Regions from separate parts of the Homo sapiens genome. Here region 2 is linked to region 1. A link is an interaction called in ENCODE POLR2A ChIA-PET data of the cell type or tissue named here. Cell type or tissue: GM12878. All regions are shown on one strand. Links, peaks and the distances in the headings refer to the core of each region. The heading gives the core; the rest is flanking DNA. Region 1 has its middle 29 kb from the start of RLN2. Region 2 overlaps RFX3 (regulatory factor X3).

Region 1 (16,013 bases), core at 3,635-11,634:
TAGTCATTCTTGCTTCAAATATTTCTTCTGCTCCTTTTCTTTTAATTTGTCTTCTAATATTCTTATTAAGCAAAAGTTACACCTTTTACAGTTGTCACATAGTTCCTGGATATTCTGTTCCATTTTTTCAACTTTTTTCTTCTTGCTCTTCAGTCTTTAAAGTTTCTGTAAAGACATACTCAAGCTCACTTTCTTCAGCCATCTTCAGTCTACTGTGAGCCCACCAAAAACAATCTTCATTTCTTTTATAGTGTTTTTAATGCCTGGCATTTCACTCTGGTTTTTTTTCTTAGAACTGCTATCTCTCTGCTTTCATTACCTATCTGTTATGCATGCTGTCTACTTTATTTATTAGCACCTGTAGAATATTAATCAGAGGTACTTCACATTCCCAGTTGTTCACATTCTGAGAAAATGGAGGTGAAATTTTTAAAAATTCCCCATTGTTAATTCCAATTTCTTGTCACACCAGGTTCAATTCTAATGGGTGCTATGTCTCTTCAACTAAGTATTTGCCTTTTAGTATGTCTTATAATTTTCTCTTGATAGGCATAATAAACTTGGTAAAAAGAACTATGGTAATTATTAAGAATTGTTGTAGTAAGATGTGGGGGAATTTGAGACTGGAGTTGGGAAGGTGAACAAGAGCTGAGTAAAAAATTCTAAGAAGGCAAGTGGTGAAAGAACTGGAGCTGGAACCACTGACTCAAGTTGAGTGACAGACTGAAGGTTATAAAAGCCCAGTTGAGCCAGGAAGAGAGAGCAGCATTAGGCCCAGGATAGGCACACACACACAGGTTGGTAGGTGACAACAGCAGTTCCCAGAAAAAGGCTGAAGGTTCAGAGCAAAAGAGTCTAGGCCCAGGAAGCTCAGTCTGTTCTTGTCCAACCTGCTAAGAGTCTGGGTGCTACTGAGCCAGTTAACCATTTAGATCAAAGCCAGCTCAATTAAATGTCTGCCTAAATGGTCATGTAACAACACAATTGTGAGTGGCCTTGAGGTCTTCCGCAGGAAAACTTAATGGAGGATCTTCAATATCCAGGAGAAGCTGGTACTGGGACCTGGAGGACTGTCAGGTGAGAGTTCCTACTCCTGACTAGTTCTGTACTTTCCATTGGTTGCCCTCAAGCTGCTGACCAATCACTGCTCCCAAGGCCCTACTTGAAATCTCATTGACTGCCCACACTCAGTCCTCACTCTGCCATTGCTGGTGCCCAAATGTTTAAACTTTTCCTTTGTAACTTGCTGTTATTGAAAGGATTTCACCTGTATTGAAAGGATTTCACAGTAACTACTTTTAGTAGCTATTAATAGGTCCTTGATCATGAGTAGTTTCAGTAGTCTAAGAAGTTGTGAAAAGCCAGATTAAATTTAAAGTACACAAGTCTTTAAAGTCTTTAATATGTAAACAGCCATTGTTAACATCTAAGAGGATAATATCGCCATTTTCTATTATTATTATTATATTGGTTCACCAAACTAGCATATGTAACACAGCTTTGGACATATTGCATTTAAATATTGCTTCACTTGTTCTATCTGTTTTTAAACTATTTTGAAGCAATTTTTAATATTTGCATTACCAAACCAAACTTGGGTCAGCTTGACTGCCACAGCAAAGGCAAACACACACTCCTAGGCTTATAGAGAGATTAAAAAAAAAAAAAAAACAAACAAAAAGGCATTTATTGCAGAGCAGAAAACGAGGAGAACTGGCAGGTAACATTTAAGACCAAAACTCCCTGATAGCTTACAAGCAAAAGATTGTTAAAGGCTGAGGTAAGGGGGCTCTCTAAAGTGAGTTAGGGCTGAGGAATTTCTGGAATTTCCTCATCTACTTTCGGGTTCCGGTCTGTCTGAGGTTCCATTCTGTTTGAGGTCTATGTGACAGCAATCAGCATTTTTCGTGCAGTGGTAGTCCTTGATTCTGAAAAAAATTCGAGGATATATGTCAAGATGTTACCACTAGGTTATACAGGAAACCAAACATCTTGTGACTCTAATTTACACAAGGTTGATTGTCTAAGTTATTATTACCTTCTTGCTGAGCAGGTTATTTATTCACGTCACCAGTTGCTGGTTGCAAAGGAAGCTAGATGAATGGAATTTCCCTTGAAGGGACCCAAATCTTTCTGTATTCCCATGCTTTGAAGAGGCGATAGGGACCTGGCAGGCCCTTAAGAGGCATTCCTACTCCATCCAATATGCAATCTCCCTCTCACTGTAAGAAAATCTGCCAAATCTCCTTCAGCAATCCACATTTTGATTCACCAACAGTAGGTAAACTAATGGTTTGCAAATGTGCTCTAATGAAAGAAATTCAGTAAGATTGATAATAATAATAAAAGCTAACATTTGATACTTTTTTGCTAAATGTCAAGCATTATGCTAAATGCTTAACATGATTTATCTAACAATTCTTACAACAATGCCACAGAGTACATATTATTGTCCCCATTTTACCAATGAGAGGACTGAGGCACAGTGAGGTGAAGCTAATTTCTTACGGTAACACAGCTAAGTGGTTGAGTAGGAATATAAACCAAGCAGTCTGATTTCACAATTGCCACTCTTCAAAAATTTTATACGCCTTCCTAATCAAATTTATCTATGGAACTCCTTTCCAGCTCACATATTCCTTAAGATGTCATCATTTTATAAAATAGCTTGCTCCTTTCTTTCCATGGACCCTCCAGTAATCCATAGTTGTCTGAATGGTATCTCTGTATAGATGAGTATAGGTCTCTTTAAGAGGTCACCACGAAGTAGAATGACATTATATACATCTGCCTCATGAAAGTGGCAGCCAGGGAGGATTTATTTTAAAGTACTTACTCGTACTAAGAGATACAGTAGCTAGTTGATAACTCATTTGAGTTTACCTATTTTGAACATACTCTGTCTTCACTTTTATCAGAAATAACTGGCTTTTCTTGAGATCCAGTTTTCTATCTATGAATAAAGATTACATGTTTCCTAGCTAATAATTTTCTGTCGCAATTCTGGGTATCTTTCTATCTATCTATATAGTCACACATCTCTTAACTATGGGGAAAATGTCTCCAGGGAACTTCAGAGATATTCAGGGCAGCACCCCCACACCTCCATCACAGGTCTAGAGGCCTAGGATGGAAAAATGGTTTCGTGGGCCAGGCCCAGGGCCCCACTGCTCTGTGCAGCCTTGGGACATGATGCCCTGCATCCCAGCTGCTCCAGCTCCAGCTGTGGCTAAAAGGAGCCAAGGTATAGCTCAGGTCACTTCTTCCGAGGGTGCAAGCCCCAAGCCTTGAGAGCTTCCACAGGTGTTGGGCCTGCAGGTGTGCAGAGTGTGATAGATGAGGTTTGGGAACCTCCACCTAGATTTCAGAGAATGTATGAAAACACCTGGATTTTCAGGCAGAAGTAGGTTGTAGGGACAGAGCCCTCATGGAGAACCTCTACTAGGAACTGCAGAGGGGAAACGTAGGGTTGAAGCCTCCACACAGAATCCCCACTAGGACACTGTCTAGTGCAGCTGTGAGAAGAGGACCACCTTTCTCCAGATGCCAGAATGGTAGATCCATCAACAGTTTGCACCATAGGCCTGGAAAAGCTGCAGGCACCCAACACCAGCCCATGAAAGCAGCCTCAGGGGCTGTATTCTGCAGAGCCATGGGGGCAGAGCCGCCCAGAGCCTTGGGAGCCCACCTCTTGCATTAGCGTGACCTGGATGTGAGATACGGAGTCAAAGGAGATTATATTGGAGCTTTAAGATTTAATGACTGCCCTACTGGGGTTCATACTTGCTTGGGGCCTGTAGCCCCTTTGTTTCGGCCCATTTCTCTTATTTGGAATGGGAGCATTTACCCAAGGCCTGTACCTGCCTTATATCTTGAAAGCAATTAACTTGTTTTTTTATGTTTACAGGTTCATAGGCAGAAGGGACTTGCCTTGTCTCAGATGAGACTTTGGACTTGGACTTTCGAGTTAGCGCTGGAATGAGTTAAGACTTTGGGGAACTGTTAAGATGGGATAATTGTATTTTGCAATGTGAGAAGGACATGAGATTTGGGAGGGGCCGGGGCAGAATGATGTGGTTTGGCTCTGTGTCCCCCCCTAAATTTCATGTCAAATTGTAATCCCCACACATAAGAGGAGAGATGTCATGGGAGGTGATTGGATCATAGGGTGGATTTCCCTATGCTGTTCTTGTGATAGTGAGTGAGTTCTCATAAGATCTGATGGTTTAAAAGTGTGGCACTTTCCTCCTTGCTCTCTCCTGCTGCCATGTAAGACATGCTTTGCTTTCCTTTCACCCTCTGCCATAATTGTAAGTTTTCTGGGGCCTCCCCAGCCATGTAGAACTGTGAATCAATTAAACCTCTTTTCTTTGTAAATTACCCAGTCTCAGGTATTTCTTTATAGCAGTGTGAAAATAAACTAATACATTGATGTAACATGAAGACAGTACTGTAATGCACCCTACCTCCTTCAGGTCTCTAGGCAGCACTTCCTCCCCAAAGCTTCACCCTCCTTGGTGAGAAGAGCACCGAGAGCCTCTCAGTCAGGCAGCTTGCTGTTTCCACAACTTTCCTTCCCTTGGTGAGATTCTCAGTGAGACCCTTTCAATAGAAACACATTACAAAATAAAAATCCGATCTTTACCACCACAGTAGAGTGGGGACTGAGTGTGAGCAGCCAATGGGATCTCCAACAGAGTGTTTGGACTGTGGTTATGACTGGTGGATGGGGCGTCTGCCCTCCAAAGATCCTGACAAGGTTGAGAAAATACAGGGGCCTCTAGAGTTGATCTTAAGTCTTAGTGAAGTATTGACTTGGGGTCTTTTTACTTTTTACAGTGGTGGGAAATCAGATTCTATCAGTTTCTAGTAATTTCATACTTTCCTCTGACTCCTCTGGGCAATTGGTTGATTGATAACAGTTGTGATTATTTAAATTGGAAATTGTATTTACCCTTAGAGATTGGAAAACACACACCCCTAGCAAACACACACACACCATAAAATTACAGGGGAGGATGATCATAATTCTGAAAGACAATCCCAAACACCATCATCCCAGTTGTTGAAATCCTGAGAGATCAAAATCTATAAAGCCAAAAATCTCAAAAATTCTAATCCTGTAAGATCAAAATCCCAAAAATATAATTCTAGGAAAAATAATATACAATTATTTAAAAGACACTTATTTACATTTTAAAGAGGGATATATCTGAAAATATAAAAATACAAGAGAACATTTTATAGGCCACACTGCACAATAAAATAGACAATAATAGCATACATACTTTTGCAAGCATGAACACTCAGATATACCTATGGTAGTTGCATGAGTATGGGCAGATGAACTGTATTCATTTTTTTTAAAGGCCATAAAGTGAATTGTACAATGTATTTCACTATGATTGGTGATTGTATGCACCCAGCTTTATAACTGCAATCCTCTGAAATGACATGATGTACACCTAAGTGTTTGGAGGAGAACAAGCAAAAACCATGAAGGGCCATCACATATTCAATCACTCAAAGAGCTGAAATCTTGAGAAATTTCATCTTTCACAAATGCAGATTTACAAAAAGGACATCTTTTCATTTATTGAGGAAGTTTCAGTGTTTTCACATACATGCAGAATGTTAACACACAAAGTCAGTGGTGTGATAATGGACTTTAGTGGAACCAAATTTCTGATACCCAAAGAGCAGAAGAAATGTCTATCCCAGCTCTCAGAGACCAATTTGCCTTCTGTGTTTGTTGTCTCCTAGCCCTGGGCTGATAGATTGTTGCCCACCAACACTGAGGCCAGATCTTCTGTACATAGTCCATTGAGATTCACACACTAATCTCTTCTGGAAAAACCCTCACAGACACACCCAAAATAATACTTTGCCAGATTTCTGGATATTCCTTAATCTGGTCAAGTTGACACCTAAAATTAAGTCCACAAGACTTAATTGTCAACTTGGCAGCCACACACATCTCCTTAAACCATTCTTAAATTCCAAATAAAAAGAATAACAAGGTAATAGTTTCATTTAATATAATGCAACTGTCCTGTGAGAGTGATTGTGGGCATTTCAGATGTTAGGGATTTTAGACATTAAGGATTTCAACTTTAGAGATTTGTATTTTTAGGGATTCAGAATTATGGCATCCAGGATTATGTCTTTTAGGATTATGATCCAAACCAAAAAAACAGTAGAATTCCACAATCCAGAGAGAACACGTTGGCAACACATATTCTTGCAAAATAGTTAATACACATGATCACTTCCTGTATTCTCTGTGTGTTTTGTATGAGAAAGAGTAAATTTTTATCATTTTTAAATGTTAAACAAATCAACATAATTTTCTAGGCAATGGATGCTGTAGAAGACTATCAAATTATACATTGATCTTTTAAATGCAAAGAGGTTCAATGTTTTTACACCTGATGTGTTTGAGTTCAAAATCTACTTAGTTTAGCTCTGTTCCCACAGAAGAGTCTAATAATTTGATATAAGTTAGGATATTTCTGAAGCAAACTAGTAAATATATTAGTTCCCACTAAAAAGTATGATCTAATTTTCTGCAAATTGGAGGAAGGTTTTGTCATCATTCCTCAAATGGTGAGCATCAGGTAACTGGTCAAATAATAACTGTTTAAAGCTAAGGGATAGTTGGAGTCATGGCTTTTAGATGTGTTTTCCCTATGGCAAGCAGTTTGGAAGAGGCTTCTCGGAACTGAGGTTTGGGAGGCACTTTTACAGTGTGAGTATCTAAGGAGAACAAGTCATTGCTTACTTAAAAATAAATTTCCCACTCTCCATTTAATGTTGAATTTTCTTTTTAAAAAATTATTTTGGGAGACTCAGCATCCAGGCTGGCATGTAAGAAGTCACTATTTCATTCTGACAATAAGGAAAAAGCTTGACAAACTGAAAAATTAACAACTCTTAGACTCATGACAGAAGTGGAAATTTAAGGCACATTTTGCCTCCAAAATTGGAGAGAGTGACAGGCAAATACAGAGAATCACAAGTTACTAGAGAAGAAACCCATGGGAAGAAACCTCTATGGGAACCAGCACTGGGGTAGGAAACCTCAACCGTAATGAATGAATTGCTGTGGGGGGGCCCTGTGGATAATTCTAAGAATTAACGCTTCCATGGGGTCTGAGTTATAGGAGGCCTGGACAATTTTTTAACTTTAGGAGTTCTGCCAGGTTCCACAGTGAATATTTTGAAGAATATTCTAATGCTTCTGACAGAGGAGAGGAAACATAACCTTTTTGAAATATGCCAGAGTATTCTGGTCTTCTTAATAAGACCTGACCTCAAGAGAAACTACTTTACCACAAGCTAAACTATTGGGTTGCTATTTTTTTCTAGAGCCTAACCAATGAAGAGGAAAAGATATATCCAATTCAAATGCACTCTAGCAATCCTGTCACACCTAAACAGAAAAGGTGGTCACCTGAGGAGAAGTTGTGAAGTTCTCAGTCTAGAGGGACAAACTTACTAACCACTAAGAGCTAATAATAAGACTATGAATGCTTCCCCTTCCCCTACACCTACGCCATTACGATTCTTACTATTTGTCACAATTCCTTTTATCCATTACATTTTGTTTGATTATCACAAAGACTAAAGTAACATCAGCCCACACAGATGATAAAGGGTCAGCAAAAGAACCTTGGCAACTCAAAAAGCCACAGTGTCTTCTTACCTCCAAATGACCACACTAGCTACCCAGCAGTTGTTCTTAACCAGGATAAAATGATTGAAATTATAGACATAGAATTAAAAGTCTGGATAGCAGTGAAGATAATCAAGATTCAGGACAAAGTGAAACCCGAATCCAAGAAATACCAAGAATCCAATAAAATGAAACAAAAGCTGAAAAATAAAATAGCCATTTTAAGAAACAACCAAACTAATCTAATAGAGCTGAAAAACTCACTATAAGAAGAACTTCATAATATAATTGGAAGTATTAACAGAAGAATTGACCAAGCTGAGGAAATAAATCTCAGAGCTCAAAGACTGGTTCTTCAAATAGACTTAGTCAGAAAAAGAAAATTAAAAATTAAAAAGAATAAACAGAAGCTCTGAGAAATATGAGATTACATAGAAAGACCAAATCTACAACTCTTTGGTTTCTCTGAAAGAGAGGGAAAGAGAGCAACCAAGATGGAAAACACATCTGAGGATATTGTCCATGAAAATTTCCCCAACCTCACTAGAGAGAAAGACATTCAAATTCAAGAAATTCAGAGAATGCCTATAAAATACTATACAAAACAACTATCCCTAAGAAAGAGTCATCACATTCTCCAAAGTCAATGCAAAAAAAAATATATTAAAGGCAGCTAAAGAGGAGGGACTGGTCACCTACAAATGGAACCTCATCAGGCTAAATATGCATTTTAACGGCACCCCACTGAGAGTAGCCCTGATCCAGATACTTTAAAGATTTTTTTCAGCTTGCTATAGTTTGGATGTTTGTCCTTCTAAACCTCATGTTGAAATGTGATCCCATATGTTGGAGGTAGGGCCTAATGAGAGGTGTTTGGGTCATGGGGACAGATCCCTCATAAGTAGATAAATGCCCTCCCTGAGGAGGGGTAGTGAGTGAGTTCTTGCTCTGTTAGGTCCCATGAGAGCTGGTTATTAGAAAGAGCCTGACACTTCCCCTCTCTCTCTTGCTTCTTCTTGTCATTTGATCTCTGCACAGACCAGCTCTCTTTTACCTTCTGCCATGAGTGGAAGCAGCCTGAGGCCCTCACCAGAAGCCAAGCAGATGCCAGCACCATGCTTCTTGTATAGCCTGCAGAACCATGAGCCAAATAAACCTCTTTTCCTTATAAATTACAAGCAATGGAGAAAGGACTCCCTATTCAATAAATGGTGCTGAGGTAACTAGCTAGCCATATGCAGAAGGTTGAAACTGGACCCCTTCCTTTCACCATATACAAAAATCAACTCAAGATGGATTAAGTACTTAATGTACTTAAATGGAAAACCAAAAACTATAAAAACCGTAAAAGAAAAGCTAGGAAATGTTACTCTAGACATGAACCCTGGCAAAGATTTCTTGATGAAGACTCTTAAAGCAATTGCAACAAAAACAAAAATTGATAAATGGGACCTAATTAAACTAAAGAGCTTCTGCACAGCAAAAGAAACTATCCACAGAGTAAACAGACTACCTATAGAATGGGAGAAAATACTTGCAAACTGTGCATCCAACAAAGGTCTAATATCCAGAATCTATAAGAAACTTAAACAAATTAACAAATGAAAGACAAAAAACCCATTCAAAAATAGACAAAGGACATGAACAGACACTTTTCAAAAGAAGACCTACATGTGGCCCACAAACAAATGAAAAAAATGCTCAACTTCACTAATCGTTAGAGAAATGCAAATCAAAACCACAATGAGTTACCATCTCATACCAATCAGAATTGCAATTACTAAAAAGTCAAAAAATAACAGATGCTGACAAGGTTGCAGAGAAAAGGGAACTCTTATACACTGCTGTTGGGAATGCAAGTTAGTTCAGTCACTGTGAAAAGCAGTTTGGAGATTTTTCAAAGAACTTGAAACAGAACAGCCATTTGACCCAGCAATCTCATTACTGGGTATGTACCCAGAGGAGTATAAATGGTTCTACCATAAAGACACATGCACACTTATGTTCATTGCAGCACTCTCACAATAGCAAAGACATGGAATCAACCTAAATGCCCATCAATGGTGAGTTGGATAAAGAAAATGTGGTATGTATACACCATGAAGTACTATGTAACCATTAAAAAAAATGAGATCATGTACTTTTAGCAATACAGATGGACCTGAAGGCCATTATCCTAAGTGAATTAACACAGGAACAGAAAACCAAGCACTGCATGTTCTTACTTATAAGTGTGTGCGAATTATTGAATACACATGGATGGACACAAAGAAGGAAAGAAGAGACACCATGGTCTAATTTAGGATGAATAGTGGGTAAAGGATGAGGATTGAAAAACTACATATCAGGTACTATGCTTATTACCTAGGTAACAAAATAATCTACAGCAAACCCCCATGACATACATTTTACCCATGTAACAAACCTGCACATGCATCCCCTGAACCTAAAACTTGGAAAGAAAATAAATAAATATGACACATATATAGAAAAGTAAATGGATTGAGATAGAGATACCATGCTAATACGAATCAAAAGAAAACAGCAATAGCTATAATAATTTCAGACAGAGTAGACTTCAGAGCAAGAAATGTAACCAGTGGCCACTCAGGGATACTACATCATGATTAAGAGTTCAATTCTCCAAGAAGTCTTAACAATTCTGAACACATATGTGGCTAACAACAGAGCATCATATATGACAGGCAATGCTGATAGAACTGGAAAGAGAAATAGATTAACCCACTGTTGGAGACTTCAACATCCCTATATCAGAAATACACATATCCAATAGGCAGAAAATCATTAATAACTCAAAAACATGATAAATCACCTGGATATAATAGACTTTTAAGACTATTTCATCTAAGCAGAGTACACATTCTTCTCAAGCTCACACAGAACATTCATCACGACAGAGCACATTCTGGGTCATAGAGTATATCTTCAATTTAGAAGAAGGGAAATCAGAGAATGTGTGCTCTCAGAACACATTGGAATTAAGATACCTGGAAAATCCTACAATACTTGGAGATTAAACAATATACTTCTAAGTAATACATGGGTCAAAGAAGAACTTTCGAGAGAAACAAAAAAAATTTTTGTTTATATTTAATGAATACATTAAAATGAAACTAAATGAAAGCTAAATGAAAATGAAAATACCATTTATAAAAATTAGTGGGAGGCAGCAAACATATTCTTAGAGGGAAATTTATGGTATTGAATCCATGCATTAGGAAAAAAGTGTTAAATTGAATTCAGTTTGGCCTAAACCTGCCTCCATACATAGTTTAAGTTTCACCTAAACGTCTCTCTGTACATAGTAAAGTGTAACCTAACTTGATGTGTAAACAGACTGTGATCTACTCTTGTAACAAGTAGCCAAGTCTCAGCAAATCATAGCAGCTGAGTTTTGGTCATTCACAGGCAGCCAACTTGTACAATTGTGTTCAGATAAGGCAAACACCTACTTGCAACCAATCCACCTGTTTCTGTACTTCACTTCTGTTTTCTGTACATCACTTCCTTTTTTTATGTCTATGAATGTTACTGACCATGTGGCAGCCCTGGAGTCACTCTGAATGTATTCTGGTTCTGGGTTCTGCCTTGTTTGATAATTGTTCTTTTCCCAAATAAATTCTGTTAAACTTAATTTGTATAAAGTTTTTTCTTTTAACAGAAGAAAGATCTAAAACCAATCATCGAAGCATTCACTTTAGGAAACCAAAAAAGAAAAGAAAAGAGCAAATTAAATCCAAGGTAAGCAGAGGATAAGAAATAATAAAAATTAGACCAATTATTAATAATATTAAAAACAGTAATGAATAAAGAAAATCTACTAAATCAGAAACTGGTTCTTTGGTAAGATCAGTAAACTTGATAAGCCTCTAACCAGGCTAACGAAGAAAAAAAAAAGAAGACACAAATTGCCATTTAGTAATATCAGAAATAAGAGAGGGCCGTGCACAGTGGCTCATGCCTGTAATCTCAGGACTTTGAGAGGCTGAGGCGGGTGGATCACTTGAGGTCAGGACTTTGAGATCAGCCTGGCCATCATGGCCAAACCCTGTCTGTACTAAAAATACAAAAATTAACTGGGCATGGGGGTGCGTGCTTGCAATCCCAGCTACTCGGGAGGCTGAGGCACAAGAGTTGCTTGAACCTGGGGGGAGGAGGTTGCAGTGAGCTGAGATCGTGCCACTGCACTCCAGCCTGGGAGACACAGCAAGAGTCCATCTGAAAAAAAAAAAATCAATTCAATACTTAATAATCTTCCAAAGCAGAAAGTACCAGTGCTAGAAGGGTATAATGATAATGTATGCCAAACTATTTGGAAGAAATTATATCAATTTTCTATAATCTCTTGCAAAAACTAGAGGTAAAGTGAATGCTTTTTAACTCATTCTATGATGCCAGCATTATCCTATACCAAAACCAGACAAAGACGCTACAAGAAAAGAACACTGAAAACCAATATATCTCATAAACATATTTATGAGATAAATATGAGATAATTATCAACAAAATATTAGCGCATCGAATCCAATAATGTTTAAAAAGAATTATACAGCCAGGTGCGGTGGCTCACGCCTGTAATCCTAGCACTGTGGGAGGCTGAGGTGGGTAAATCACAAGGTCAAGAGATCGAGACCATCCTGGCCAACATGATGAAACCACGTCTCTACTAAAAATATAAAAATTAGCTGGGCATGGTTGTGCGCACCTGTAGTCCCAGCTACTTGGGAGGCTGAGGTAGGAAAATCACTTGAACGTGGGAGGCAGAGGTTGCAGTGAGCCGAGATCATACCACTGCACTCCAGCCTGGTGACAGAGACTCCATCTCAAAAAAAAGAATTACACACCATGTCCAAGGTACACAGGTCCGATTCACCAAAAGAAAATCAACTCATGCCAACATGACTGAACTAGAAAGAAGTCAAATCCCTGAATAGACCAATAACAAGTTCTGAAATTGAGGGAGTAATTAATAGCCTACCAACCAAAAAAAGCCCAGGACCAGATGGATTCACAGCCGAATTCTACCAGAGGTACAAGGAGGAGCTGGTACCATTTCTTCTGAAACTATTCCAAACAATATAAAAAGAGGGATTCCTCAATAACTCATTTTATAAGGCCAGCATCATCCTGATACAAAATCCTGGTAGAGACACAACAAAAAAAGACAATTTCAGGCCAATATCCCTGATGAACATCGATGTGGAAATACTCAATACAAATACTGGCAGCACATCAAAAAGCTTATCCCCAATTATCAAGTCGGCTTCATCCCTGAGATGTAAGGCTGGTTCAACATACACAAATCAATAAACGTAATCCAGCACATAAACAGAACCAATGACAAAAACCACATGATTATCTCAGTAGATGCAGAAAAGGCCTTCGACAAAATCCAACACCCCTTTATGCTAACAACACTCAATAAACTAGGTATAGATGGAACATGTAACTATTTATGACAAACCCACAGCCAATATCATACCGAATGGGCAAAAGCTGGAAGCATTCCCTTTGAAAACTGGCACAAGACAAGGATGCCCTCTCTCACCACTCTTATTCAAAATAGTATTGGAAGTTCTGGCCAGGGCAATCAGGCAAGAGAAAGAAAGAAATAGTATTCAAATAGAAAGAGAGGAAGACAAATGGTCTCTGTTGGCAGATGACATGTTTGTATATTTAGAAAACCCCATCATCTCAGCCCAAAATCTCCTTAAGCTGACAAGCAACTTCAGCAAAGTCTCAGGATACAAAATCAATGTGCAAAAATCACAAGCATTCCTATAAACCAATTATAGACAAACAGAGAGCCAAGTCATGAGTGAACTCCCATTCACAATTGCTACAAAGACAATAAAATACCTAGGAATAAAACTTACAAGGGATGTGAAGGACCTCTTCAAGGAGAACTACAAACTACTGATCAAGGAAATAAGAGAGGACACAAACAAATGGAAAAACATTCCATGCTCATGGATATGAAGAATCCATATCATGAAAATGGCCATACTGCCCAAAGAAATTTATACATTCAATGCTATTCCTATCAAGCTACCATTGACTTTCTTCACAGAATTAGAAAAAACTACTTTAAATTTCATATGGAATCAAAAAAAGAGCCCGCATATCCAAGGCAATCCTAAGCAAAAAGAACAAAACTGGAGGCATCACGCTACCTGTCTTCAAGCTATACTACAAGGCTACAGTAACCAAAACAGCATGGTACTGGTACCAAAACAGATATATAGACCAATGGAACAGATTAGAGGCCTCAGAAATAAACCACACATCTAGAACCATCTGATTTTCAACAAACCTGACAAAAACAAGCAATGGGGAAAGAATTCCCTATTTAATAAACAGTGTTGGGAAAACTGGCTAGGCATATGCAGAAAACTGAAACTGGACCCCTTCCTTACATCTTACACAAAAACTAACTCAAGATGGATTAAAGGCTTAAACGTAAGACCTAAAGCCATAAAAACCCTAGAAGGAAACCTAGGCAATACCATTCAGGACATAGGCATGGGCAAGGACTTCATGACTAAAACACCAAAAGCAATGGCAACGAAAGCCAAAATTGACAAATCGGATCTCATTAAACTAAAGAGCTTCTGCACAGCAAATGAAACTATCATCAGAGTGAACAGGCAACCTACAGAATGGGAGAAAATTTTTGCAATCTACCCATCTGACAAAGGGCTAATATCCAGAATCTACAAAGTACTTAAATTTACCAGAAAAAAAAACAACCCCATCAAAAAGTGGGCAAAGGATATGTACAGGCAATTCTTAAAAGAAGACATTTCTGTGGCCGATAAACATATGAAAAAAAGCTCATCGTCACTGGTCATTAGAGAAATGCAAATCAAAACCACAATGAGATACCATCTCATGCCAGTTAGAATGGCAATCATTAAAAAGTCAGGAAACAACAGGTGCTAGAGAGGATGTAGAGAAATAGGAATGCTTTTACACTGTTGGTGGGAGTGTAAATTAGTTCAACCATTGTGGAAGCAGAGTGGAGATTCCTCAAGGATCTAGAACTAGAAATACCATTTGACCCAGCAATCCCATTACTGGGCATATACCCAAAGGATTATAAATCATTCTACTATAAAGACACATGCACACATATGTTTATTGTAGCAGTATTTACAATAGCAAGGACTTGGAACCAACCCAGATGTCCATCAATGATCGACTGGATAAAGAAAACGTGGCACATATACACCATGGAATACTATGCAGCCATAAAAAACGATGAGTTCGTGTCCTTCGCAGGGACATGGATGAAGCTGGGAACCATCATCCTCAGCAAACTCATACAGGAAAAGAAAACCAAACACCACATGTTCTCACTCATAAATGGGGGTTGAACAATGAGAATACGTGGACACAGGGAGGGGAACATCACATACTGGAGCCTGTTGGGGGTTGGGGGCAAGGGGAGGGATAGCATTAGGAGAAATATCTAATGCATGCAGGGCTTGAAACCTAGATGACGGGTTGATGGGTGCAGCAAACCACCATGGCACATGTATACCTATGTAACAAATCTGCATGTTCTGCACATGTAACCCAGAACTTAAAGTATACTAAAAGAATAAATAAATCAATAAATACATAAAAATAAATGGTGAAAAAAAAAGAAAATCAACTTATGCAATACATCATACTAACAGGCTAAAGAGAAAACATCGCATGATTATATCAACAAATTCTGAGGAAACATTTGATAAATCCAACACTCGTGCATAATAAAAGCTTTCAGCCAACTAGGAATAGAGGAGAACATCCTCACTTGATAAAGAATATCTACAGAAAACCCATAGTTCATATTGTACTAAATGGTTGGATACTAGAAAATTTCCTGCTAAGGTGAAGAAGAAGAAAAAACGTTTCCTTTTGTCCTTCATTACACACTGTTCGTGGGAATGTAAATTAGTACAGCCATTATGGAAAACAGTATAGAGGTTCCTCAAAAATTTTAAAATATAACACTATATAATCTAGCAAGTCCACCACTGGGCATATATCCAAAAGAAATTCAATCAGACTATCAAAGAAGTATCTGCATTCCCGTGTTTTCTCTAGCAGTATTCATAATAACCAATATATGAGATCAACTTAAGTGTCCATCAACTAGAGATAATGCACTTTATATGTGCAATGGAATACTATCAGCCATAAAAAAGGAGAAATTCCCGTCATTGTGACAATATGGGTAAACCTCAATGACTGTATATTAAGAGAAATAAGTCAGACACAGAAAAATATTGCATGATCTCACTCATAAGTGGCATCTTGAAGAGTATTT
Region 2 (16,013 bases), core at 5,218-13,217, 1.8 Mb before region 1:
GCCATAAGCTTGCTTAAAGAGGCTGATTTTACCTTTAGCTGAAGCTGTGTATTTTCTAATCTGTTTAGGGCAGCTGTCAAGTAATCAGAGTAAGCAGTGCCATTTTAATAAGGAAGTCTTTTAATGAAATATAATAGGTCACAAATACCTAATTTCTGCTCTTTACTGTAATTGCCCGTCTTTACTATAACTGCCACTTTAACAATCTTTTCCAAATGCTGACACAAAAGATGAACAAATCAAGGGTATTAGCATGTGTGTATATTTACAGCTTATTGCTGTCAAAGACTGTAGTTCCAACTCTAGCAGCTATATGAGGATCTGATTCTTTTGATGGAAGCATCTTGTTTCAGGTTGTGAATGTATCTGAATTAATCTCCTTTTCACGTCTACATTAGCAATCACATACTAAAGGACACAAAGGAGAAATGTTAACTTACAGCACAATGTTACACTCTTAGGAATATCACCGATACTTTTACTGTCGCTGTAAAGGATTATATATTTTAACACTTTACTCTTCTTTAATAAATTCTGTGCTCCACTACTTATTAGTTCTTAATTTCAAAAAATGTTGTTCATGTACAGTTCAAATAGCCTGTTTTCTTAGATAAATTTTAAGTTTATCATAATCATCAGTTTTATATGAACATCCCTTGAATCACATAAAACTACAAGGAGCTGCTGCAAAGTGAAACAGAGGGCCACAGCAAGAGTGAGAAAACACAAATATCAGTTTTATTTCTAAAAAGCATTATTTTGCTACAGTACACTTTTAAGTTGTTGATAAACTGTTTAAAAATACTTCCCTGAAAACTTCTTTACGTGATATCCTTTTTTTGTTGTTGTTATTTTGGGTATATTATTTTTAAGCAGTAGCTGTTTAAATTTGGTACTATTATTGCTATTTTAATACCACAAGTCCTGTGCACAAACAGCAGTAGTTTTATAAGAAGGTTGCCCATTTTTGAAAAGCTAAGCTTTCCCAAATCAAACTAGCTTACCGTGAAAAGAAAACCATGACAACTGTTTGTACCTCTTGCTTTATTATTACATCCGGCCTGGTCACTCTTAGAAATTCAATCTATTACGGTTGCTAGGAGTCTGTTGCTGTGCAACCTAAAAGGGTATGCTGTGCTTTCAGGATAAGGAGTACTAATAAACCTGTAGGCTTCCCTCTATGGGTCCAACCAGTGTGTTTAAAGGGCTTAATACTTTTCAGGAGTGATTGGCCTACAATTCAAGACACATCCTATTAAAAACAAGTCACACTGAGAGATTTCTAACAAAGGGACAAAATGCTAAACATACACAAATATTCAAAATGTATCCTCAGAATCCCTAACTAATTTGGTAAAACAAACAATGAACAGATTATCATCTACATTTCAATTATACCACCTACCAATCCCAAGTTTTTATTTTCATACAGTCTCCTAAAAGGTCATAATGGATATAAATGAACTGAGCAAGTTTTAGGGAAAAAAGCAGCACTAAGTACCTTCAACTTTTATAAACTTCAATAATAGAAAAATAAGTTAAAACTAGGAATCCCAGAAATCATGAAGTTGGTAAAAATAAAAACCATTCCCCCAAAAAAATTATTTTAAAAATCAAGAAGTTCAACATTTCATTATAAAAACAGATTTTTTTCATCACTTTTGGACAGTAATAATTTTATATTAATTATAAAATCTATACCAGCCTATCATATGCACATTCTATAACTTTAAAGATTAACACTTAATAAATTATTCACATAAATTTACTAAAATTAGATAGCATTATTTGAATGTAAATGAGAAGAAAAGCACAGCAGAGTTTATAAATGAAATACTGTTAAGTCAAATTGTGGGAAATGGATTTTGAAAAGTGGGTAGACATTAAGGGACAGCTTCTGATTCCTTTAGAAACTGTACTAATTTGTATTACTTATTTTTAAATAAGCCTTTTTCATAAGATATTTGGAGACCAAGATAAAGGTGTTCTATCATAAAATACCAAAGACCACACACACAAAAATAATAATCATCTTAACTATGAAAATCTATCCAGGACTTTCCACGGATATTTTTGCTATATTAATATTACCTGCAACTTTGGAAAGTTAATTTTTTTTAAGTGAGACATTTTCTCTACATTCTTGGAACCATTTAGCCCTTCAACTTAACTATTCTGAGCTGGGAACCCTTTAAATAACCTGTCAACTGCACTACCTTATTCCTTTTTAAAGAGCCAGTTATCTGTCCTTCAATGGTTGCTTTCATTTCTTCTCATTACACACTACAGGAAGCAGAGTAAAAGAAATTAACTATTTCTCTAAAAGTACCCCAGAGCAACAAACAGAGGAATGTGGAACAACTATCCAAAAAAGAAAGGCCAAGAAATCAACAATAAAGGAGAGCTGAAGTACACTGAGAGGTGTAAAGGCAACATCTGACCAAAGAACTGAGGATGAAGCAAGAAGAGAATGGGTTCACTAAGGTGGTTTAGAACTGAAACAGCGCATAGCAAAGCAAAGCACAGCACAGCAGAGCAAATGGGAGAAAAGAGGTAGAAGAAAATGACGGACAAGAACGTGTTAGAAAGAGAACTGAAAGAGGATTTGTTAAAAGAAATGTGGATTCATTTTCCGGATGAAAAGAAAAGGAAAAAAGAGAAAACAAATATGAAAGTTTATATTCAATAATTATATATTCCTTGCTTCATCCTTCTTAAAACAAATGCAACTCAGAAAAAAAAGTTCTTAAAAGATTCAGTGATGTCAGCAGACACAATGTAAAAACCAAGATTAGTAACTTAAAGGCTCCACTTAATTTTACAAAGAATTAATTTGAATACTTTCTAGTTCTCCTGTATGACAAGAAAAATTTAACTTGATTCCATAGGGCCTAATGTATGAAAACCTTTTAAAAGTAATTAAAATTGATATTTCCCAAATAAGAACAAATCATTCAAACACACGCACTACACATACACACACACTAGTCAATAAAGTTATTAAAGTCAGATTCTACTGAGGAGTATACTAGTCACAAGGCACGTGTTAGGCAAATGTGTTAACTTCCAAAACAGTTATTTAATACTTAGTCAATTATTAGTTGAGTATATTCAATAATTCTGTTAAGGATCTGATCTTAAAGAATCAAAGTTCTAAACTGGTTACATGAATACTTAGGACCCTGTCAATACTATTAACTAAATGGCAAAAATAAAACCAACAGGTATGGATATCTATATTGGCAGTGTCATTGGAATGTGCCTTCTGGTATTCATTGGGTCCTTGTCTCCTCAAGGCTACAAAGCTTCAATATAATTAAGTGTGGCATTCGTAAAAGAAACTATATACTATGTAGCTATATAAAATAACATATTCCACCATGCAATTAGCCTCTTTTTGGCAAATTCCAGTTTTCTTGGACTAGTAACACCCTATTACATTTGCTTCATCTCCATTTACCCACCTTCCTAAAAGAAAATTTTTAAAAATCAAAGATCCTCAGTAAATGTTGCCAAATAGAACAGATTTTTCTTAATTTCATAATTTTTATCAAGAATTGTAAATTCTTTGATATATAAATAGAGTTGGTAAACAAGAACTTGACTTACAGGTTAGAATACTTTTCTGTACACATGTATTACCAAGTATAAAAAGAAAAATAAAATTACTCCGAGGGCCATAAAAATATTATTTCTCCTGACAGACTATTTCCTTATTTTGTTTCTTCAAATTATTTCAACAATTTGTTTAGCCAAGATCAATAAGGATGTTGATATACAAAAAGATACATATTTTTTTCCTTCTTTTTTTTTTTTTTTTTTTTGAGATAGAGTCTCACTCTTTCACCCAGGCTGGAGTGCAGTGGTGCAATGTCAGCTCACTGCAACCTCTATCTCCGAGGTTCAAGCGATTCTCGTGCCTCAGCCTCCAGAGTAGCTGGGATTACAAGGCATGTATCACCATACCCAGCTAATTTTGTATTTTTAGTAGAGACAGGGCTTCACCACGTTAGCCAGGCTGGTCTCGAACTCCTGGCTTCAAGTGATCCACCCATCTCAGCCTCCCAAAGTGCTGGAATTACAGATGTGAGCCACCGTGCCCTGCCCAAAGAAATTTTTAATATTAAAATTTATTACAGGAATGTGATACTGATTAGAACTGACTATAAGAGTAACCTCAGTTAAACACGTTTTCTAACTTCTATCAAAAATCACTTTCGGCCAGGCGCGGTGGCTCACGCCTGTAATCCCAGCACTCTGGGAGGCCGAGGCGGGCGGATCACGAGGTCAGGAGATCGAGACCATTCTTGCTAACACAGTGAAACCCCGTCTCCACTAAAAAAAAAAAAATACAAAAAATTAGCCGGGCGTAGTGGCGGGCGCCTGTAGTCCCAGCTACTCGAGAAGCTGAGGCAGGAGAATGGTGTGAACCCGGGAGGCGGAGCTTGCAGTGAGCCCACATCACGCACTGCACTCCAGCCTGGGAGACACAGCAAGACTCTGTCTCAAAAGAAAAAAAAAAAAATCACTTTCACTTTTTAACTACTACCATTCACCTTTATATATCTAAAAACTTGAGATACTGAAATGAGCTGATTTTTGAAATCAATAATTGAGGATAATGAAAAGGTACCTTGAAGTACATTCTATAAATCCAAAGGATAATTTCAGCCACATCATATTATGAATGCCAAAAACTCACTTATATATTTCACAATTTTTAGTGAAAGAAAAATACACAGAAAATCTTTCAAAAACATAAAAGCCATCTTAATAAAGAGGTAAATAATACCATCTCACAGAACTTTCAGTCTTTGTGCAGTCAACACTAAATTTGAAAAATTATACAGTATTCAATTCCAACTCTAAATCTAACATCAGACATATGACACTTCACAATTCAAAATATTAAATTTAACACTTGTTTAGAAACTTTCATTATTTTCACGATTTTTTTTTCCTCACCCTTCCATCCACAGGGTAGATAACACAACATACAAGGCAGAGCAATGGACTGGCAATGTGAATGTTAGCCCTGAGTCATCTATGTCGGTTCTCTTTCCAAAGGTAAAAAGCAATGGGAATAATAAGATAGGTGGGGAATAAATGATTATAGCTGGAACCAGATTAACCATAAGTTGTTAACTTTAAAGGAGAGTGATGGATACATGGAAATTCACTTCATCATTTCATCAAACTGCTCTATGCTGTAATATGCTTAGATGTTTCCTAATCAAAAGAGTTACGAGGAAAAACATGAGAGAAGACTCATTGGTCACCAAAGTCTCTTATACCTCACATATCTTTTCATAAACACAACGGTGGTACAAACAAGTGGAGATACTAAATTTTGCTTAATTTTTTACTTTTTTAATGTCAGAAATAACCAGGTACTCGTCTTCAACAGACTCTGGCCCACAGCTTGAGAAAATGTGTGCACAGCTGACTCACTTCAGACATAAATGCCTGGGCATATTTGCAAGTATAATCATTGAACCGGCCTTTCAGGATAGAAACCTAGATTAAAAATAAATATTGTATATATAATTGTATAAGTTCAAAGAGAGAAAGATGGTTTTTTGCTTTGCTTAAGGTTCCATAAAAATGTCTATTTCCTTAAATAACTTAAATGTATACACATTTATGTTATATTTATTATATTTTATTTTGTACCATTTTTTAAGTAGTCCAATACAGTAGAATAGCCTCGAATACTGTGAAACTGTACATTTCATAATGGATGACAGGCACATAATGCTGAATATTTGACACCAAACTGAGTATCTGACACCAAACTGAAATGGAAAATATGGTTGTGACACTAGTACACAGAAAACCCCATTCTAAAAATATCAGTATGACAATCTATTTGTCAAAATAATAGAATTCAAGACAATTTGCCTCCATTAGTAACTTTTATTTAAATAATCTCTCATTTGCCTTTTATGTCTTTTTACATGTACAAAGTTTTACAAATAAATACAATTCATAAATTACTATCAAAGATGACTAGATGATAGCTATGCTATATAAACAATGACATTGTTTCATATAAAACACTGAAGAGCATTTTTATCACAGAAGCCATCATATGCAAAGATTCTGTCAAATTTAAATTAGCCATAAGTAAACTAAGGGTATAACCAACCAAATTAGCAGTCTGGCTAACTCTAATTTCTATTTGCCTATTATTGTAATTTTTACTTTTAACACTTCATGTGCACACGCTGTTCAATTTTTTAAGTGTTTCCAAAGAGCCTCCAACTTGGAAGCAGGTAGGGTGGACTTCAAGAATTTAATTTTGAAAATGGCTCAATCGGCTCGATTCCTTAGTTTTGATCAATACATCTTTCTCTCTCTCTCTCTCTCCCTCTCTCTTTATATATATTATATATTATACATATTATATATTATATATATTATATATTATACATATTATATATTATATATATTATATATATTATATACTATATTATATACTATATATTATATATATATTTTATATATAATATATACTATATTGTATATAACATATAAAATATATATTATATACCACATAGCATATATTATATATAAAATATATATTATATGCCACATAGCATATATTGTATATAAAATATATATTATATACCACATAGCATATATTGTATATAAAATATATATTATATACCACATAGTATATATTGTATATAAAATATATATTATATGCCATATGGTATATATTGTATATAAAATATATATTATATGCCATATGGTATATATTGCATATAAAATATATATTATATGCCATATGGTATATATTGCATATAAAATATATAGTATATGCCATATGGTATATATTGCATATAAAATATATAGTATATGCCATATGGTATATATTGCATATAAAATATATAGTATATGCCATATGGTATATATTGCATATAAAATATATATTATATGCTATATGGTATATATTGTATATAAAATATATATTATATGCTATATGGTATATATTGTATATAAAATATATGCTATATGTATATATTGTATATAAAATATATATTATATTATATATAAAATATATATTATATATAAAATATGTATAAAATATATATATTATATATGATATAATATATATTATATATATTATATATAATATAACATATATTATATATATATATAATATAACATATATTATATATAATATATATAATATAATATATATTATATATAATATATATTATATAATATATATGTTATATATATTATATAAAATGTATAATAAAATATTTTAAATAATATAATATATTTTATATTATATATAAAATATATAATAAAATATAAAAATAAAATATTTTATATATTTAGATTTATTTTATATTTTATTTTTATATATTTATATTTATATATTATATGAATATATGAAATATATTTTATATTCATATAAATATATATATGAATATATATTTATATATATATGAATATATATTTATATATGAATATATATTTATATATATATGAATATATATTTATATATATATGAATATATACATTTTTATATTTATATATATATAAATATATATTAATGTATATTTATATTTTATATAAATAAAATATTTTATATTTATATAAATATAAAATATTTTATATTTATATAATATAAAATAAAATACTTTATATTTATATAAAATATAAAATAAAATATTTTATATTTATATAAAATATAAAATAAAATATTTTATATTTATATAAAATATAAAATAAAATATTCAGGGAAAGGCATATAAAAATGATAAAAGGGGGTAAAGAGAAAGGCAGAAAGTGCTGTGTGAGGACAGATGTAAAAATTAGGACTCTTTAACAGGAAGGCCAGCAGCTACCAAAGTATCAATATTATATTATAAATATACAAAGCCACATTTGAAGACATATTCAAAACTTCCTTCAGGTCTTTGTTCAAATGTTACCTTATCTGCAAGGTGTTCTTAATCATCCTATTTAAAATTACAACCTTCTCCACCCCCATCATTTACATATCATTTACACTCTCTACCCCCCTGCTTCTCACATTTGTTTTTTCCATAGCATTGACAACCATCTATTATAATACATACTCATTTATCTTCTCTCTCCCTCACCCCCAATTGTTTGAATGTGAGTTCCTTCAAGGGCAGAGGCCCTTGAAGAATGATCAGTTTTATTCATTCTTGTATCCTTCACAGCAGTTCACTTCTTGGCCCCTACTTTATGTGCCAATATTTGCTCAAGAAATGAATGAAATAATTTTTAAAAAGTGAAATGAGCATGTATATTAAAACTTACAGAAATTGAAGAGCACTCCTTAAGTCTGGAAAGAGGTTAAGATGACTTCACAAACGGCACTAAATTCAGCAACTCATCATCTCGAGAGATGGTATACAATGAATATACACTAATTAAAATGAGGGCTGGATAGATTTATGAAGGACAACTGTTTTTTTTTTTTTAAAAAAAAAGGTTTTTCAGGGTAAAGTCTCTGTAGCAGACATAAAGGCAGATAATCATACCTTCGCATAGTGCAACCCTAATTAAAATATCACAAATGCAAACATGGATCTCACTACTGTAGTAATTCCATTCTGATACTACTGGTTGCCTTGGTGTAACCCTGGAACTGAAGTCCTGATCCTCTACTTTTGACATCCCAGCAGGCACAGTAAAGTTAGGCAGTAGAAGGAAAAACCCAAAGTTTGGGATATTCAAAGTAGTCCCCCAAAGCAAGGTTCCCATAATGCCCCGCATGTCTCTCCTATATTAAGGAATTCTTGCACCCTGTCACAACTAGAAAATAGAAATAAGGTATAGAATCCTTAAAGGCATTCCCCAACTTCTGAAAGTAAGATATTAGCCTTGTTGGATACTAAGAAAATCCAAACAAGTCTGGAATTATATCTATATATAGATATATGAGTCTAGAATTTCACATATAGAGAAATGTATATATATAAATATAGAATGAGGTGACAGAATGTCATTTGAAAAGGTAAGAAGAAAAAGACCTGGATTAAGGTCAGCCCAATCCACTGCCAGCTACATGATACTCTATTTGAAGAAATATCCAGAAATTCATGAATTCATGCCATTAAATTCATTTTGGAAAAAAAAGAAGTAAATAAATCCAATGGAAATAATAAAAGTAAGACTGCATTGCTTGAAAGGTCATTGTAAAATCAGAACTAGACAAAATTTTTAAATAGTGAAATGTGTTTTCTAAAATTTGATTAGAGATTCCAAATTGACAATCTGAAGCTTAAACAACTATTCATTGTTTCTACTAGAAAAAGACACTGGGTCTCATGCTGAGTTCAAAAACCTTGATTATGGAGTCTTCTGCCCTCAGTAAGCTTATAAACAATTTAAAAAGATTAAGCATTTACAACTGAACAAACAAAAATCTAAATCACAATTTCCAATTAGCAGAGATAATAAGAAATTACTAGAAATGAACCCATCAAGTTAGGGACCACTCAAATTTTAGAAGAGATTAATTGAAGTAGGGTAGAAAACACATTCTAATAGAATAAAGGATGAGAACTAAGTTTTAGAGAAAAGAAATGACAAGGCAGAATTCAGACCATATAGGATAATAATAGCAATTGCCATTTATTAAACACTCACATGTCAGGCACAGTGCTATTTTGACTATGTCATATACTGTCTTTGAAACAATCTTTTCAGGTTGATTTTATTAATCCTATTTCACAGAATTTAAGTAATCTGCCTAACATTAAACTGCTAGTCAGTGGCAGAGCTCGAATTCACACCCAGGGCTGTTCATTTTGAAGTTCATGCTCTTAACCAATACATAATACAGTTGTCCCTCCGTAACCATGGGGAATTGGTTCCAGGACCTCCATCTTAAAAAAGGGTGCCCAACTCTCTTATATAAAATAGCATAGTATTTGTGTATAGCCTGTACACATCCTCCCGTGTATACTTTAAATCATCTCTAGATTAATTATAATTCCTAATACAATGTAAGTGCTATATAAAGTTGTTATACTGTATTTACTTTTTTTATTGTTGTGTTGTTATATATTGTTTTCTTTTTTCAAGTGTTTCCCATCCTCAGCTGGTTGAATTCACAAATGCAGATCCCACAGATACGAAATGTAGACTGGTCAAAAAAGGGGAAGTACAGAGAAAAGTGGTGAAATACAAGTTTGAAAATGGACATGAGACTATAAGCTTCCTAACAGCAAAGACTGTGGTTGTTCTGTGGGACACTGTGATAACTAATAAATATTTCTTAAACGACTCTGACGAAGAGGCAATGAGGAATCCTGAAAAGATTCTGACAGAGGGAAACGTAAAACTCTGAGCTATTTCTAAAAATTCAAAAAAACCTTCTTTTTAGAGGACTCTATTAATCTGAATTTTAAAAGTTAAGTAAAAATGATTCATAAGACATTAAGACCACGTTCCATATTTGAGTTTCCTTCTCTGCACATCCAACAAATACAGCAGTCTAGTATTTAGTTACTCTGGTAACTCAATCTCTATATTCAAATCCCAATTTAAGGCTTGCAAGTATTTAGCACTTTCTATTCATTTGAATTACACTTTCAATATTTGTATTTTCCATTCTAATTTATGAGTCAGTATATATGTTGATATATCAGAAATATAGTTCAATCTAAAAGTATATTATTTAGATCTCTCCCCCTAAAAACATTAACAGAAAGTAAAATGAATGTAATGCATTATATTCTGACTCTCTCAATTCATCTGAAACAGCGGCATTAAATTTTAAAAAATGATAAAGAATAAAAAAGAGGAACTTCTAGGCAAAAAATGCAAGAGCTAACTAATATTTCATCATACTTTCGTTTATTACATCTCCCTTTTTGTTGAAGGTGAGGCTAAATCCAAAGGGAACAGTTTTACAAGAAGGTTTATCTGTGGGGATTTACACCTTGTTAAAAGCAAATGACAAGCGGTTTTCCCCCACAGGAAACATACTCCTGTTTTATATAAATGTATCCTTTCATATTTGTTACCACAAATGAGGCTGCAGAGAGCATCAGGTTACATTGGGAAGTTCAATTGCCATATTCTTGGTTTCTCTTAAATTGACTGTTTCAAATAATTAACAGGGTTAGGGCTCAAACTGCTCATCTTTAGCACAATACCGAAACTAATTCAAGTCTGAGCTCACTGATTTACTTCTAATTGTAAAACACAGACACACACACACACACACACAGAAAGAGAGACACAGAGAGGAGAGAGAGAGAAATAATTAGACAAAATCTTGGTAATTACAATTCCTGCCACAGTCCCATACTATTAAAAAGTAAACAACATAACCTTCCAAAAACTCAGATTAAGAAAATAAAAAATCAGATAATAGCATAGTTGCCAGTATTGCGTCTGGTTGCTATGGAATAAAGGGCAGTCCGTTCATATATTCATTCTGTTCATTCACTGCTACTTAAGAGCGCTGCTACACTTTTAAAGCCCAGCTGGGCAAGTCTCAGCTTGTACCACCTATATCAGCTGCCAGTATTTTACTTTTGTTCCACAAAAGAGTGACCTACAAGAACAAAGATTTCCATTTTTAAAATTCATAATTAAATGAATGTTTACAAAAATTCTTAAAACAATTAAAAGCACCTTTACCCTCATCAAAAAAGTAAAGACGTGCATACCAGGACTGAAAATTATTTACACTAATACATTGATTATGACATACATCATTAATTCCCAATAAGAGGAAATACAAATAATAGGAATTAAATATACAATATTTTTCTTTTTAAAAAACCTAGTAAGTATGGCATTTCTCCTTAAAATAAAGCCTACTGATGGTTTGGAAAACATTTTTAAATTTTATTTCTACGTCATTCTAAAAATAATCCATATACCAAAAATTACATTTGGAAATAATTAGAACATTAAGGTATTTATGCAAACTTTGAATGCAGATTTATAAAACTTGCTTTTTCTAGAAAAAAATATGGAGTTCAAAATTATAGATAAACAGTTACTTAAAACACTAAAGGCAGTACATTTGAGTTCTTTGCCTTTAAAAAAAGTTTTGTATTAGCCCTAAGAACATTTGCGGAGGAGTGTGGAGGCTGGAGTTCGACAGTCCTAATTCTGATGTTCTATGTCATTGTACAAGTCACTTACCCTCAGTTTTCTTACCTATAAGAAGTGGGGAGGAGGAAGGAGGGGTTCAACTTGATAACTTCCCAAGTCCATTCCAACTAAAAGAATCTGACTCTAAAATAAAACATTCTAATTATGTTTCTACTGAAATCCTGTATATTTGGGCCATTTGGAAACATGTGTGACTCTAGTGAGAGACCTTTTCACCTCTCTAATCTGCTGTAGTCCCATGGCTGTCTCTTTTGGTCTGCTGTGCAGGGCCAGACATAGTAAACGGAAAGTGGAATATGGCAGTAAAATTAGTAGAGATAGGAAGAAAGGCTGAAGTTGGCCACTGAGAAAGAAAGATACTCATCACAGGGGATTTGAAGTTCCAGACCCAAAAGTTTAGCTGCTATGCAAACAGGGCCAGGTTATAAGATACAGATCATTTCTTGCCCCCCCCAAAAAAAGCAACAAACAAACAAACAAAACTCTCCTTTAAATGTGAAGAGACAGTGTTCTTCCAAATTACAGCATTAAGTTATTGAGGAGTTACTCAAACATAGAATAAGTGGATCAATATTATTATTCCCACACTGAAAATGGCTGATTTTTAAATTATATCCTATAACGCAAATGTAGTACTGGTCAAATTTAAAACTAAACAACTTTGAAACACTAGAATAAAACTGCCTGTGCTTTCATTGATACTAAACAGAATGTAAAATAATAAAAAGCCAAATAAAATTATACTTTGATTTTAAGTACAAGGTATCTAAAAGCACAGAAAAAGTTACTACTGTAAATGTTGAAACTCATCTTGCATTAAATTCATAAGGAAATCTATAAATATTTCTGAAAATAACATGTACATTCTATAATCTTCTGTTTTGCAGGGTTACATTTACGTTTTATTCACATATTGTTTGGCTCATTAAACTTTATACTGGTGTTTTCTTCATACACTGTATCTTCTATTTACTTTTGAAAAGTATAAAAATCTAATAGGCAGAATTACATAATGAAGATGTTTCCTAATGTCAGTTAGAATTATATATAACCCTTTGAGAAAAGAAACAGTTTAGTTCTAAAATAAGATCATTTAATTAGTGTATCACTTTGGTTATTTTGTATCACTTTACTACTCAGTTTGTCTAGTGACTCTGTACAGAAATATTTTTAAAGACCGCCACAAAATATATTAAGTCATACACAATTCCACTGAACCCTTTGGATCATAATGAAGTTTGGCAATTAAAGTTATTATACAAACAAAAAATGCAAGCTTATTTAATGCACTGTATTTACCTCTTCATATCTTAATCATTTAATTAGGTTCAAACAAGGAAACATCAGCTTTTAAAAAGATTTAGGTATAAATTTTGTGTTGTTTATTAAAATGCCATTAATCACTATTTGTTATAATACTAGTCTGCTCATTATAGAATAGTTTCATGTAGTAAGACCATTATTACATGAATAACGATTTTTTTTTGGCTATAGATTTTAGAATTGTAAAATAAACTTCTTTCATACCAGTCTGGCCTCAGTCAAATAAAAAAACTAAGAGAAGGAACCTCCTCATTCCCTGAAGATACTAAACCACAAAATATTAAACTGCTTTGAGTGATATCATAAACTATCAGTACATTAGCTCTTAGATGTCTCTTCCTTTATGTTCTATTAGAAACAAAATGAGTAGCAAACTTTGAAGGAAATATTCCAGAAGAAGCAGAAGATAGTTGGTTCTCTTCCCTCATCAACTTACAAAATGACTCAACTGTTTACTCAAATATACCCACAAACAAAGTTAAAAGAATGGCAGACAAAAGATAACCCCATTTCACCCTTGGGAGAGTTAGTCTTCAACACAGGTTTCTTCAAATATGGGCTACTGTCCCTGGACTTTCTCCCTTTCTTAACAATGGGTCAGGATTCAAGTAAAGGAGACTTGAATTCAATTACTAAACAAAAGATATGACCGGAAACCAAGAACAAACTTCCTGATTTAGAAATGCTGTGCTTGTAGGGTAACTACAGTCAACAGTAATTTATTGTACACTTTAAAATAACTAAAAGTATAATTAGAATGTGTGTAACACAAGGAAATGGTAAATGCTTAAGGTGACAGACACCCCATTTACTCTTACGTGACTACTATGCTTTGTATGCATGTATCGAAATATCCCTTAAATATATACCCTTAACATGTACCCATAAAAACAAAAATAATAAATAATAAGAGAAATGCTGTGCTGAGAGAAAAAACAAGATCATTTTTAAATATTTTGTTTTAAACATAAGCATTTTTTCAAGTATACATTGAATCTGTTGTTAGCATAAGATTTAAATATTTTCAAAGCAACACAAAGTAAAGAATGATTCAAGGTTATTTCAATATGCAAATATTTCAAATTATATAGCTTTAGAGCAATAGAAGGTACTACTTTGTTAAATCCATATAATGGGCATATGGGAGTTTATTATACTACTCCAGTGTAAGTTTTAAATGTTCCAAAATATAAAATGTTTTAGGAATATATACATTTATGGTACACAGTTTTTTACTATATACTGACTTTACAACTGTAGGCTGCTTTAGATATCAGATAAACTAATCAGATATCCCAACTGGATATGCTAATTTTGTGTTTTTTATATATTAATATATTACCTTGTAATAATAAAATAATTACAAGAAAACTCTGAGGCAACACCTCAATTTAATCTTTTCTATATACAATGTCTAGAAATAGTCAAACCTCATACAATACTAGTCAAAGATCCCAGCACCTTGTTATAAAAATTTCCAACAAACAAAAAAACAAATGTGGTGCTCAAAAAGAGGCTAAGTACAATCTTTTTCCTTGGGTCCTCCCATTAGGTAAAAATCACAGTAAAGATTTTAAAAAGAAATTGTTCATTCAATAAATTATTTCACCATTCATAATGTAATTTTTCCATCTTATTTTTATCTTTATTTCCAAATTCTCTACTAATTTCATTCAACTCCACTTTTCAGTATCTCTTCCAACACTTTTTTATCCTTCTTGATTCCCAAATATCGTTATGTCCTTTTTGTAACCCTCTACAATTGGAAACCTTAAAAAATATGTCCACATAGCTGAGAATATGCAATTTTGTATCTAATAACCCATTTCTCTCATTTCTTTATGCTCCTTAAAACTCAATGGAAATCTAAGTCATTTCGGGATTCCTACATTAACCAAAATAGTACTGCACTAAATATACATTGATATAAATCCTTTAATTCCTCATTCAAAATTAAAGCTAAAAGACAAAATAAAAAACCAAAAGCTTAGAGACTAATTTATCCAATTATCTTAGGTCTCTGCTAGAATGTTTTTGAATCAAATATTAGAAATGTCATCAGTCATAGCAGTGATATTATTACTAGATATGCAGAATATGCAGAATATGGTGAACTGGGATTCATATTTAGTCCCTGAAATGATATTTCTTTTTCTCTACATTGTACTAGTCACTGTTCATACTCTAGTTTTTCAAATTATATGATCCTGCACTTCATTTTTTACCCCATTCCTTCAGATTAAGGTGTTGTTCTGGGCATGGGGTGCCATCTATTGGCATTCTTTCTAAGGTTTATAATCCAGAAGGTAAACTGGAACTTCCAAAGCTCCCAGATAATGTACATTTGGGAAATTCCAGGCAGCAATGAAAATTAACAAAACACATTTTAATAGAGAGGCTTACATCATTAAAGAAGGAAGTCTTTACTTCAAAGTTTATCACGGGCAGTAGGACTGGAAGTGAGTGTTGCATCAGGATCGCTACAATTACCTCCTCTCACAAATTACTCTGATCTGTATCTCCAGTCCATAGTCATTTGCATTTCTATCAACCCCCAAAAATGC

The links. Peaks named below come from ENCODE experiments on the same cell type or tissue, not always from the same donor. Only the 100,000 strongest peaks of a DNase experiment are listed, where the experiment ranks them.
Region 2: POLR2A ChIA-PET joins it to region 1 with 7 read pairs; 1 of 35 experiments calls an interaction of 5 or more read pairs at or near these places.

The regions. Positions count from the first base shown.
Region 1 is chr9:5,267,503-5,283,515 of GRCh38, forward strand. No RefSeq gene overlaps it. Among named protein-coding and RNA genes, the nearest start is that of RLN2, 29 kb to the right of the region's middle. RefSeq lists an enhancer at 1,581-2,116. In GM12878, for the core only: no CTCF peak of the experiment used is centred there; DNase peaks (open chromatin) are centred at 7,499 and 11,119.
Region 2 is chr9:3,497,751-3,513,763 of GRCh38, forward strand. The region is part of intron 1 of RFX3 (regulatory factor X3); the gene reads right to left. Among named protein-coding and RNA genes, the nearest start is that of RFX3, 20 kb to the right of the region's middle. In GM12878, for the core only: no CTCF peak of the experiment used is centred there; DNase peaks (open chromatin) are centred at 10,172 and 11,014; H3K4me3 peaks cover 1,538 bases; H3K27ac peaks cover 3,214 bases.